Regions from separate parts of the Homo sapiens genome. Here all the other regions are linked to region 1. The links are chromatin contacts, found by Hi-C or POLR2A ChIA-PET in ENCODE. All regions are on one chromosome and are shown on one strand. The core of a region is the stretch at or near the end of the contact, and the rest is flanking DNA. Distances in the headings are between cores, read along the strand shown.

Evidence for each region. Hi-C counts contacts between places; a loop is a spot of excess contacts on that map. ChIA-PET counts read pairs that join two places held with the same protein, here RNA polymerase II (POLR2A). Pooled maps may share reads with other maps.
Region 2: a loop to region 1 is called in a pooled map, with 4 times the contacts of the local background. The contact joins the enhancer-like site here to the promoter of FBXL3 in region 1. A Hi-C loop is called at or near these places in 1 of 168 maps with a recorded cell type or tissue (endothelial cell of umbilical vein), 1 of 37 single-sample maps with no recorded cell type and 6 of 50 pooled maps. POLR2A ChIA-PET finds 5 or more read pairs at or near these places in 10 of 52 experiments (CD8-positive, alpha-beta memory T cell, HEK293T, MCF 10A and 7 more).
Region 3: a map of ascending aorta shows a loop between it and region 1 (4-fold over the local background). The contact joins the enhancer-like site here to the promoter of FBXL3 in region 1. A Hi-C loop is called at or near these places in 1 of 168 maps with a recorded cell type or tissue (ascending aorta) and 6 of 50 pooled maps. POLR2A ChIA-PET finds 5 or more read pairs at or near these places in 2 of 52 experiments (BJ and GM10248).
Region 4: POLR2A ChIA-PET joins it to region 1 with 12 read pairs in PC-9. The contact joins the promoter of SCEL here to the promoter of FBXL3 in region 1. A Hi-C loop is called at or near these places in 1 of 50 pooled maps. POLR2A ChIA-PET finds 5 or more read pairs at or near these places in 3 of 52 experiments (OCI-LY7, PC-9 and WTC11).

The regions. Positions count from the first base shown.
Region 1 is chr13:77,025,909-77,028,674 of GRCh38, forward strand. It overlaps FBXL3 (F-box and leucine rich repeat protein 3), which reads right to left and starts at 1,251. Exons shown (of 5, transcript NM_012158.4): 1 at 919-1,251. RefSeq lists silencers at 792-851, 872-1,151, 1,322-1,371.
Region 2 is chr13:77,344,065-77,346,764 of GRCh38, forward strand. No RefSeq gene overlaps it. Among named protein-coding and RNA genes, the nearest start is that of MYCBP2, 18 kb to the left of the region's middle. Within about 2 kb of position 1,332, at least 2 of the 41 ENCODE cell types and tissues checked have a DNase peak (open chromatin) inside an H3K27ac peak, as active enhancers do.
Region 3 is chr13:77,386,532-77,389,231 of GRCh38, forward strand. No RefSeq gene overlaps it. Among named protein-coding and RNA genes, the nearest start is that of MYCBP2, 61 kb to the left of the region's middle. Within about 2 kb of position 1,425, at least 5 of the 41 ENCODE cell types and tissues checked have a DNase peak (open chromatin) inside an H3K27ac peak, as active enhancers do; they include ascending aorta, where a contact is called at or near this core.
Region 4 is chr13:77,534,263-77,537,010 of GRCh38, forward strand. SCEL (sciellin) reads left to right here and starts at 1,444. Exons shown (of 33, transcript NM_144777.3): 1 at 1,444-1,562.

The DNA.
Region 1 (2,766 bases), core at 1-2,500:
GGCTGAACTACAAGAATAAAACACTATAAAGAGGTTAACTCACAACTAAATGCTTAGAGAGCGCACAGTGGCGAAAATCTGTCTACAGGTCATATAGATAGATAGATAACTGATAGTTGATGGTATTTTTATAAATATTTCAGAGATAACAGAAACTAAGTTACTTTTTTTTCAAGTTAGAAAAGGAGGATTCTAATTAAAAAATCTGGGTCACTCAACTGGATATCATTAGCAACGACAAAATAAAAATGATCTCTCTCACCTCTCAGCTTGGAGATACAGACCATTTACTGGGCTGCTTCCTGACCCCTGTCTGCAACCCCACCTAAAGGACTGCCCACGCCAAAGGCAGACGCGAATCCGCTCAACACAAGTTGACCAAGTTTTTCGCCTGGCTAAGCGGCAGGGGCGTCCCCTCCTCCCTGCGCCACCTCCCCACCGACTGGCTTCCCCTGACATTTCTCATGCGCCCCACCCTGGGCAGTTTGCTTTGACATTTCAGTGCCTCATTGCTCAAGCTACCAGCACGGGCGTAGCCGACGCCGGGAGAGCCCACAGAGTGCGAGCTCCATGGTGCCTGTCACCAGCCCCCGCCAAGGGTCATAAAGCCTGGCAGGAGCCGCGGCGAACCCGGGAGCGGCGGCGTCGCGGGCAGGCTGCAGGCGGCCGCCGCACACGCACCACGCCTTGTTGACATGTTTGGAAGCAGGCACGGCGGGGAAACGCCCCCAAGCAAGCTCCAAGGTCTGGGTGCCGCGCCCCGCGCCCCGCCCGGCACTCCTGAGGAGCGGCCCGCGCGCGCCCCGGCCCCCGCGCCCCCCCCCACCCCACCCCACCCCGGCCCGCCCACAGACGGTCCGCGGTCCCTCCCCGGCTCCGCCGTCGCAGCGGGGCTCGGCCCTGCCCCTCCGCCGTTACCTGCTGCCGGGGGCGGCTTCCCCCACACACCACCCCGTGCTCCGGGGACGGCGGCGGCTGCAGGTCCCGCGGCTCTCACATGAGGCGCCCCTGGCCCCCCGCTTCGCGCTCCCGCAGCCGCGGCCCCCCGCGCTCCGCCCGCATCCGAGGCGCTGGTCCCGCGGAGGGCGCCAACGCGGCTCCACCTTTGCGGCTCTGGCTGCCCAGAAAGAAGCTTTCCTTCTCAGTCCCGCGCTGTCTGTGTTCAGGGATCCCCGGCGCCGCGAGAGACTACCTCAGCGAGCGGCTGCCACCGCGTAAGCTTCCTGCACCTGGGCCACAAACAGCGAGTCTAAAATGGCGCCCAGGGCTCGCGGCCGCGCGCTTCCCTGGCGCGTCCCCGCCCAAGGGGGCGGGAAGGGGGCGGGGGGGGGGCGGAGCCCGGCGGGAGTAGGGCCGCGCCCAAGCGGGAGCGCGCGCTGCGGCCGCCCCAGTCTCCTTGCTGTGGGACGAGCCTCTGCCTTCCTGCCAGAGATGTGACTCCCGCTTGAAGGGGATTTTTTTTGTTGTTTTGAGATGGAATGTGGGAGGGCTGAAGCTAGCTATATGTGGAAGAGACTATCTGTGGCTGAAACTGGAAGGTTTAGGGAGGTGGAGCAGAAAAAAGAAAGGAAGGAGTCTCGCCGGAGCCTGCTGGGGACCGCGGCCCGCGGGTGGCCGCCCCGGATGCCTGAAACCGAGGAGTTAAATACAGTCTCCGAAGACCCGCGCATCGATGTGCATAAGTGGTGCTTAAAAGATGCCAAGGAAATGTACCAGAATAGTGAGAGTATTAACGCTGGGATTGCACATGGTTTTTGTTTTTCAAATATTTGTATTTCCCAATATTTCTAAAGTGGCTTTTATCATTAGAGTTATTACATTTTAAAAACGACATTTGCTTTATGAAATAGAGTCCTGAAATTTGTAAATAGCTTTTGAAACGCAATGGGGAAAGTAAAGGATTACAAAGCTGCTGAAAAGAAAACCTCTGGTGAATCCTTTTGTAAATCAAGGCATCTTTGTAACTGCTACCTAGTTGACTTGTTTTAAAGTTTGGATTTTTTGATACTGCGTTTTCTTACAGTTAGAAACATTCTTAGGTGCAATATCATTAAGTTGAATCATGCGCCATTCCTCTCTACACCTCCAAAAAAAAAGAGAGAAAGTAGTTTTCCATTCAAAGATGTCTTAGAACACTCAGACCCATGTATAAGACACTGAAAAGCAGTGGTGCCCAGGGAGCTCTCCGTTCTTCCCGTTTTCTCAAGAAATTGAGCTAGGAAGCCATGTATAAAGTTACGTCGAAGTTCAGTGTGAGGCCAGGAGTGGTACAGGCTTATGTCTGTAATCCCAACATTTTGGGAAGCCAAGGCAGAAGGGTTGCTTGTGGTCAAGAATTGGAGACCAGCCTGCGCAATATGTCCAGACTCTTGTCTCTACAAAAAAATAGAAGAGTAATAATTTTAAAAAATCAGACGAGCTTGGTGTAATCCCGGCTACTACTCAGGAGGCTGAATCGAGAGGATGGCTGGAGCCCAGGAGTAGGAGGTTACAGTGACCTATGATGTCACCACTGCACTTCAGTCTGGGTGAGAGAGTGAGACTGTTTCTATAATAAAATGAATTCAATGTGGGGAAATGCCAGTGTTGTTTGTTCGGTGTTTTTTAAGGGCCTGTCAGCTGTCAGATCACTGAATCAAACTGTACAAAGCCTCTAGTAGCATAAGAGTGTGGATTTGCCTGAGCTGCAACATTTGTTTAGGTCCCTCAGTGACTGGATGATGAGGAACAATAGGAAGTTCTAAGAAGGACAATGATAATTATTAA
Region 2 (2,700 bases), core at 82-2,581, 320 kb after region 1:
TCAAGTATCCGATTACTTCTTCATGTCTTCTAGTGAAATCTTGCCAAAGTGTTGTATATATATTTTTAACTTTAGTTTTCCTTTGTATTTTTTATTACTTATATAAACTGTATTTTTAAATTTCCCACCAGGGTAGTAAAGGAGTTATTGCGTATTTGTTATAAAGAGGAGGTGTACTGATAGGGTTGAAAAAAAAAACACTGATTACTAGTCTGGCATTCCTGTTTGGTTTCTATATTATCTTCTCCTTGATTTTAATTTTCTGCTTTGATTTATATTTTACTATCTCAAAATGTGTGCTTTGGGTCCAAATCAACTCAAATCTCTGAGCAATAGCACAGAGAATGTAAGTAAATGAATGAATAAGTAAATAGCTAGCTTTGCATTTTTTCCTAATTATGACAATGTGTAATTCTTGTAGAATATGTAATATTTATCTTTAAACCTGATTTTTCTCCCACTGAAATAGTTCTTTGTTATTTTCTTGTTTGAACCAGATTAATAAAATCTAGATATGTGTTACATTAACACTGTTTTGTTTTATTGGTGTACCTTAATGTAAATGACTTCCTGATTTATCTGCTACATAATCATATTTTTTAGTGAAACAAATTATATATGACTATTTTAGATTTCTGACATTGCAATGTGCTTTGCCTCATATTAAGATGTTCTCAAGAAAAATACCATTAGACCACCTTTTAGTGAAGCCAACGTATATACAAATATATTTATCACATAGTTTTCCTTAAAATATTAAGTTGAATAAATACTGTACTTAGAATATATTTACCACCTGAAACTAAATTTAGAGATGTATCTACTAATAATCTGTTTCTATGACTTCCTACTGCTTTTGTAAATATAATGTGTTACTCTGTATTCAAGGATTTGTTTTCTAATATTTATACTTTCATATCAAAATACATACATGGATCTTTGGTCATTAAATCATTAGCATTTTTCACAATATAACCTTTTAAAACAAGTAGGCAAATACAAAAGCCAAATAAATGCACTTAATGTTGGCTCTGAAAAATGTTACCCTCCTGTACTGGTAGACAGAGGCTACCCTCCTGCTTGGTAGACAGATGTTGACCTTTGTTTCTGGTAGGAAGATATCACATCTCTGGTCTAGTAGACCATGCCATTCTCTTGGTCTGACTGGCAAATGCTGCCCTCCTGGCTGGGTAAACATTTGCTGCTCTCTTTGTGTAGTATATAGGTTTTACTTTCCTGCTGGTAGAACAGTAGAGAGGCAAGGTCTCTAGCTAAAATAGTCTCATAAATCATCATTCAGCATCTACTCAGGACTGTTAGTCAACACTTGTGTAAGGTATGAATGGCCCCTGAGAAGTATATCATGGAAAGGATGTAGAGGCATAATTACTTAACTACTGTTGCTACAATAGTCTCGGGTAAACAGTATCTATTTTCCTTCTTAACCTATTTCAAGAAGGGCAAGAGAAATCCAGCTTCACATCAAGCTTTGTCTACATGCTTTATAAAAACTGAACACTGGTGTGGAAGCCCCCTGAATATTCCACCACAGAGAGAAATTCCCCGCCTAAGCCAGCCACTATGTCTACTTCAGTTTTGGTTTGAGGAACTTGGTTGGCCTCAATTCTAATTTGGAAAGAAAAAAGTTAATCTTACTCCTTGTAAGTGGAGATAGTGACTAATTTAACCCATAATATTTAAAACACAGGAAGCATACAGTTTTGAAGGCTATTATAAATTTTTTGACATACTCATCTCCTTTGAAAATCCCCTTTTTCTTCCCACACAAATAATAAAATCTTTCTTTAATAGGTTAAAAAGTTAACGTTATTTAATATTTGTACCAAGGAAAATATAATGAGAAAACCAGATAATGGTAAATTCTCTTTTTTTTTTTTTTTTTTTTTTTTAAACAGGGTCTCACTCTGCCGCCCAGGCTGGAGTGCAGTGGCACGATCTCAGCTCATTGCAACTTCCGCCTCCCAGGTTCAAGTGATTCTCCTGCCTCAACTTCCTGAGTAGCTGGGACTACAGACATGTGCCACCAGATGGTAAATTCTAGAAGTGAATCCACCCAATATTGTTTATAATATTGGTGCATTATGTACTTGAATTAATTGCAAATCTAACATTCTTTAATTTATCTTTATTTCAAAACAATATAAGGCCTCTAAAAATGAACATTGACCTATCATAAGGGTGTTTACAGAATGCAAGAGAAAAGTAATTCTTTTGACAAATGGAAGCATTGCCTCAAAGCGTGTGTGTGTGTGTGTGTGTGTGTGTGTGTGTGTGTGTATGTATACAATATCTTGTCCATTAATCCATTTTCTAGCCACCATTACAGAACTGAGGAGCACCCCTAAATTTCTTTCTTTATCCTGACATAAAATAATACAAAGGAAATCATCAATTTCCTGTTCTGTTCAAGAAAGGTACATCCTCCATTCAAGATTTAAAAATAGTAAACATATTAGTCGGTAGTATTATTACAATTCCAAAATTCAGAATATCAGGGTTATTTTGTATCTTTTTACTTATTAAAGTTATTGCTTTTTAATAATTGCACATATATAACTATTGAATAAACTATTATAAACTATGTAGATCCCACTGCAATGGTTTGATACTTTATGTAATTGGTTATAGAACAATACCTCTGTAGACTACCGCAGAAACAGTGTGTCCTATATGACATGG
Region 3 (2,700 bases), core at 175-2,674, 360 kb after region 1:
CATTATCAAGGGGCCAGGCGTGATGGCTCACACTTGTAATCCCAGCACTTTGGGAGGCCGAGGCTGGTGGATCACCTGAGGTCAGAAGTTCGAGACCAGCCTGGCCAACATGGTGAAACCCCGTCTCTACTAAAAATACAAAGATTAGCCGGGCATGGTGGCACGTGCCTGTAACCCCAACTACTTGGGAGGCTGAGGCAGGAGGATCGCTTGAACCTGGGAGGCAGAGGTTGCAGTGAGCCGAGATTGTGCCACTGCACTCCAGCCTGGGTGACAGAGTGAGACTCCGTCTCAAAAAAAAAAAAAAAAAGAAAAGAAAGAAAGAGAGAGACATTATCAAGGGAACAGGATTGACCTGATATTATCCAAGGAAAGCTACCTAACCTGGGTTCAGAGCAGAACTGAATGAACAGACAAAGTTAGAAATGAGTAGGCATCTGAGGTTAGGATGGCTTCTATTCCAGACAGATGTGGTCAGAAATAGGTTCACAGAAAGTAACTCTTGGTTCCTTTCTGCTCTACGGCACGGCTATTAACACAGATTGGACTTTTTTCCTTCCTCCAAAAGTGACCCATGGGTAAGACTCTTAGTTCTTAAGTTGCCAAGTCCTTGGGCTGTTCTAGCCCGATGCCAGGACCTAGTCATTATCACTACCAGTGTTTAAGGGAGGGTGATGTTCTTGGTCTATTGGGGAACACTGGCTCAATCCATCTTAGAGTGTGTTGGTTCTTGGTGTCTGATTGTCTAGGCTGTTTCACAGAATAGTTTTCTGCTCCTGCGACCAGTCATCCTTGGGGTAGGGTTGGAGGTATTGGACTCTGGACCTTAAGAAATCACTCTGGACAAATTTTTAAAAAGTCAAGTTGATAGTGGCGTAAATAGTAACAAATTTCTAAATGATGTGTCATTCAGTTTTCTCAGCACAAACAGTTACAGTTCCCCTAGGAATTTGGAACTGTTGGCCATGCTCTTTCTAAAGGGGGAAGTGGTTAAAATAGCAGCAGTTTGTCCAAGCTGGCAAGCTAATGCAGTGGTGGCTACCTCTTTGTACTCATAAATAGACTTATAAAAATGAATATGCCACAAAACGCAATGGCTATGGTGTAATCACATGAAAGTTTATAGAGAAAACTCTCCAACTATTTCAGCCTCTTAATTTTGACTTGATTTATAGTGTTCTTCTAAATGATTGGTCAACTATTCCATCAACGTTATTGGTGGGATTTGTCAGAAATATTTTTTAATGACTCTTAGGGGAATATGTAGGAGTGGTTTAATTATCTTCAAAATGTACAATGTCATATGCTGCCTTTCAGTTTGATTATTCTTAAGTTCAGTGGGAAATACGCTTCTGAAAGTTGAATTTGGAATAAACAGGACAAAAATGAGCGAATGTGGGCTGGAAAACTCTCAAAGCAAAGTACAGGTCCTGGCCCCAGGGCAGAACAGGCTGTCCTAAACCAAGTTCAGAAGGAGGTGTGGAAATTGAAGGGCAGAGTTGGAAAGCAATCTGGGGGAAGCAGGTAGCACGATGTGGAATCTGAAATGCTGGGCCACATGGATTTCAAGGACAGCTGGTTAACAGGGAAAAGCAGTACTGGCCTAAGACAAATCAGAGACATTATCAAGGGGTCAGGCATGGTGGCTCACACCTGTAATTTCAGCACTTTAGGAGGCCGAGGCAGGCAGATCACCTGAGGTCATTGCATTAGTGCTAGAATGCAAAAGAAGAGTTTGGCTTGTTGGTAGAGAGACTGAGAAAAGCTAATGTGAGTAAAAGGGATTCAGGCATATTGGCAGCTCAGGGAAGGTAGGATAACTGTGACAAAAACAAAACAGCAGACAGGGAGTGTCTCACCAGACTATTTTAACAAAGCAAACCAGGTGGAGACAGAGCTACTAATAACCTGCTAAATTATAACCCAGTGTGTTCTGGAATTGGGTGGGACTGTGCCTGGTAATGGCAGTGATGTTAGAAGTAACTGGAGCAAGAATGGGTCTGTTTGTATCCCCCTGCTTTGGCTGGAGGACAAAATTCCCTTTACTTGTAGGGTCTCACTAGGCTTGTGTTGGTCAAGAGCCTCTCAACCATTCCCAAAGAGCGTATGAGCAAGAGTAGAGCTAAGAGGTAAATCCAGTGATTCAGAGATAAGGTTTGGGTATCCTACCAAATGGAAGGGCCAGAAGTATCAGAAGTTCTGGGGTGGAATCAGGGTAAGACTTTCTTCCTTCCCTCATTCATTCAGTGTATATTATGTGGAGGTTCTATGCTAAGTTTTTGTGACTACCAAGATGCGAAGACATAGCCCCTGTCCTCCAATAATTTAGTCTTTTAGGTAAGCTAGATAAGAGGATGACAATCCAGTGTGGTGAGAACCATGATAAAGATAAATACAGGGCTCTGCAAGAGCATGCAAGCTGCTGGTGGGGAGCATAGATCATGAAAGATGATTTCCTGGAGGAGGTGATGATTGAGCTGTGTCAAAAAGGATGAGTAGGAGATAGGTAGGTAATGATGGAGCTTATTCTAAACCAGGGTTTGTGCAAATCCTGAGAGCTGGAAGAGCGTGATGCAGTCAGGAACCCTCAGTATTTCAGGGCTGCTGAGGCTGGAGAGTCATAAGGAGCATTTTGTACGTCATAATTTCTCTGCTATGGTGAGAAATTCAACCACTCACTTTTAGGTCATTCAGACCAGC
Region 4 (2,748 bases), core at 194-2,693, 510 kb after region 1:
GGGTTTTTTTTGTTTTTTTTGTCTGTTTGTTTTGTTTTTTGAGATAGGGTCTCACTCTGTCACCCATACTGGAATGCGGTGGTGTGATCACAGCTCACTGTGGCTTGGTCCTCCCATGCTCAAGAGACTCTCTTTGCCTCAGCCTCCTGAGTAACTGGGACCAAAGACATGCACTACCACACCCAGCTGATTTTTTTATTTTTAGTAGAGATGAGATCTTCTCTTACTGTGTTGCCCAGTTTGTCTCGAACTTCTTGGCTCAAGTGATCCTCCCACCTTGGCCTCCCAAAGTGCAAGTGAAAGCCACTGCAACTGGCCAGAAGCAGCCTTTGATGTTGGGTCTACTGCTGCCCTCAGCATTGAAAGAAGTTTCAACCATCCTTTTCACATTTTTTTTTTTTTTCTGAGACAGTCTCACTCTGTTGCCTAGGCTAGAGTGCAGTGGTGTGATCTTGGCTCACTGTAACCTCCACTTCCCTGGTTCAAGTGATTCTCCTGCCTCCTCCTGCCAGAGTGGATGAATGGTTCTTCTTCTTCTTGACCATCTAATCATTGTCCACTCAGACTTTAAAACTCTGCATCAACATCACCTTCCAGGTTCTTCCTTCTCTCCACTATGCGATGCCTGGCATTGAAAATTTCTGTATATGACTTTATCATGGTGTGTTATAGTTATTTAATATAGCTGGGGTTACAGGTGTGTGCCATCACGCCCAGCTAATTTTTATATTTTTAGTAGAGATCAGGTTTTACCATGTTGGCCAGGCTGATCTTGAACTGCTGACCTCAGGTGATCCGCCTGCTTCCACCGCCCAAAGTCCTGGGATTACAGATGTGAGCCACCACGCCTGGCCCCTTTTCACATTTTTTTATACATGGATAAATAAGATAGAGATTAGAATTCTTACATGCTAGGTGTATTTTCCCTCTGATAGTTTTACAAAATAGTCTAGGTGTAGAATGTGTGGAACAGACTTCTTTTGTGTTTTCTAATCCTAGGGTTCCTGGGTTTCTGAGAATTTGTTTGTCTTGAAGATTCCTTTAAGCCATATACTCCTTGCATGCTTGTCTGTGCCCCTGCCTTCCAGGTACTATGGGTGTATGGGGGTTCCTTCTATCTTGAGTTTTCAATTTTATTTTTTGAAAGAGAATACAAAATAGGTTGGGTCCTATGCCACCTTGTCAGTGATATGGTTGTGCATACTGTTGATATCAGTTAAAAGGGTGATCACAGGAGCATATATATATATATGTTTTTTTTTTTTTTGCATAAGGCCATAAGTTAAACAAAGAATTCAAACAAAGACAGTAGGTATATGAGTGAGAATGCTTTAATTGAACTGGTATTTGTACAAGGTGACACCCTGTTGCATACCACACACCTCCTCCCTGAGTGACTCAGCCGCTGAGCAAGAAACCTCTGAACTGTTCACTAATACAGTCAGGTAGAGGTTGAGACTCCACTGAATAAACTCTAGGTTCCCATTTCTTTCAGCCAGATCCTCCCAGGGAATCACTACAGGCTGGTTAGCCAAAAAGTCCTGATTTTCTGCTCAATAGAGGTAAGTTGAATTATACTTGCAAACAGAAATACATCTGCTGTATGTGCACAGCTTTCTCTGTGTTCCTTACAAATGATTAAAATTAGAACTTACTGTATTATCTTTGTCTTTTCTTCCTGTAAATTTTGACAGCCTCCAGCTGGCTGTTAGCTCTGCTCTTCCTTGCTGTACTTTTAGGTCACATTGCATTGAACTTCTTGGCAATTTTACACGTTATGGGCATCACAGAAACGAGCACCTATTTGATTTTCTGGGTGGGAGCTGTCAGCTGGTGAATCCTGCCACACAAAGGATAATAAATTCTTTAAGTGAAGGGACCAGCACCTGCTGGTTTATTTTCTCAAGCGACTATACAAACATTTTTTAAAGGATCTTTCTGTTTTCATAAATGATGCTTTTAGTGAAATAGTGAACTCAAATATTGCTTTATAGTTAATAAGTCATATTTATTTTTTTCTCTACTGCTAAAAATATTGCAAGTTGCTGAGCTATGAGAGAGAGAGAGGTTTATATTTATGAGGTTTTTGTCTCCACCCTATCTTCCCCAAATAAGAAAATCACCATTTCTCACTTGAAAGTACCAAGGAGTAAAGGCAGGGTGTGGGAGCAGAATAAGGGTACATGGTTCCTCACAGGGATCTGTGGGCATCTGGCCAACTTCTCTATGGTATATTCTGCATTCTAACCTAAGGAGTGATTAATGTATATGGGGGCAATTTTCAAACTTTATTCATAGCCTAGTCCTGAAAAACCAGTTTTGGGAGACTTTTGATAAGGCTAGAAGAGTTCTTTTAACAGAGCTTTCTTTTATAATTAATAGCTAAGCTGACTTGTGTTTTTTCTCATCATTTCTATTTATGATACAGAGCTGTGGGATTCAAATGCAGGGGCCACTCACAGCTTGCAAATTGCAGCTCTGTGTCCTCCAGAGAGGTGCCCCCACAGCATACCTGGCTCTATCTGTAGTACTTGAGTTCTCATGGCTTCCTATTGCTGACAAGGTCACCTGCAGTCTGAGAGGGGGTTAGACACACCAGTGCTCATTTCCCAAAGGTTTACAGAAGAATTTTACAACTTGGCTTTCAAGTGTTTATAGTAACCAGAAAACTAAAGTGTAGCAAGTGTGGATAATTTTATTTTTCATAAAATGTGATTACATTTAAAACTGTCTTTCACTTCCATAGTT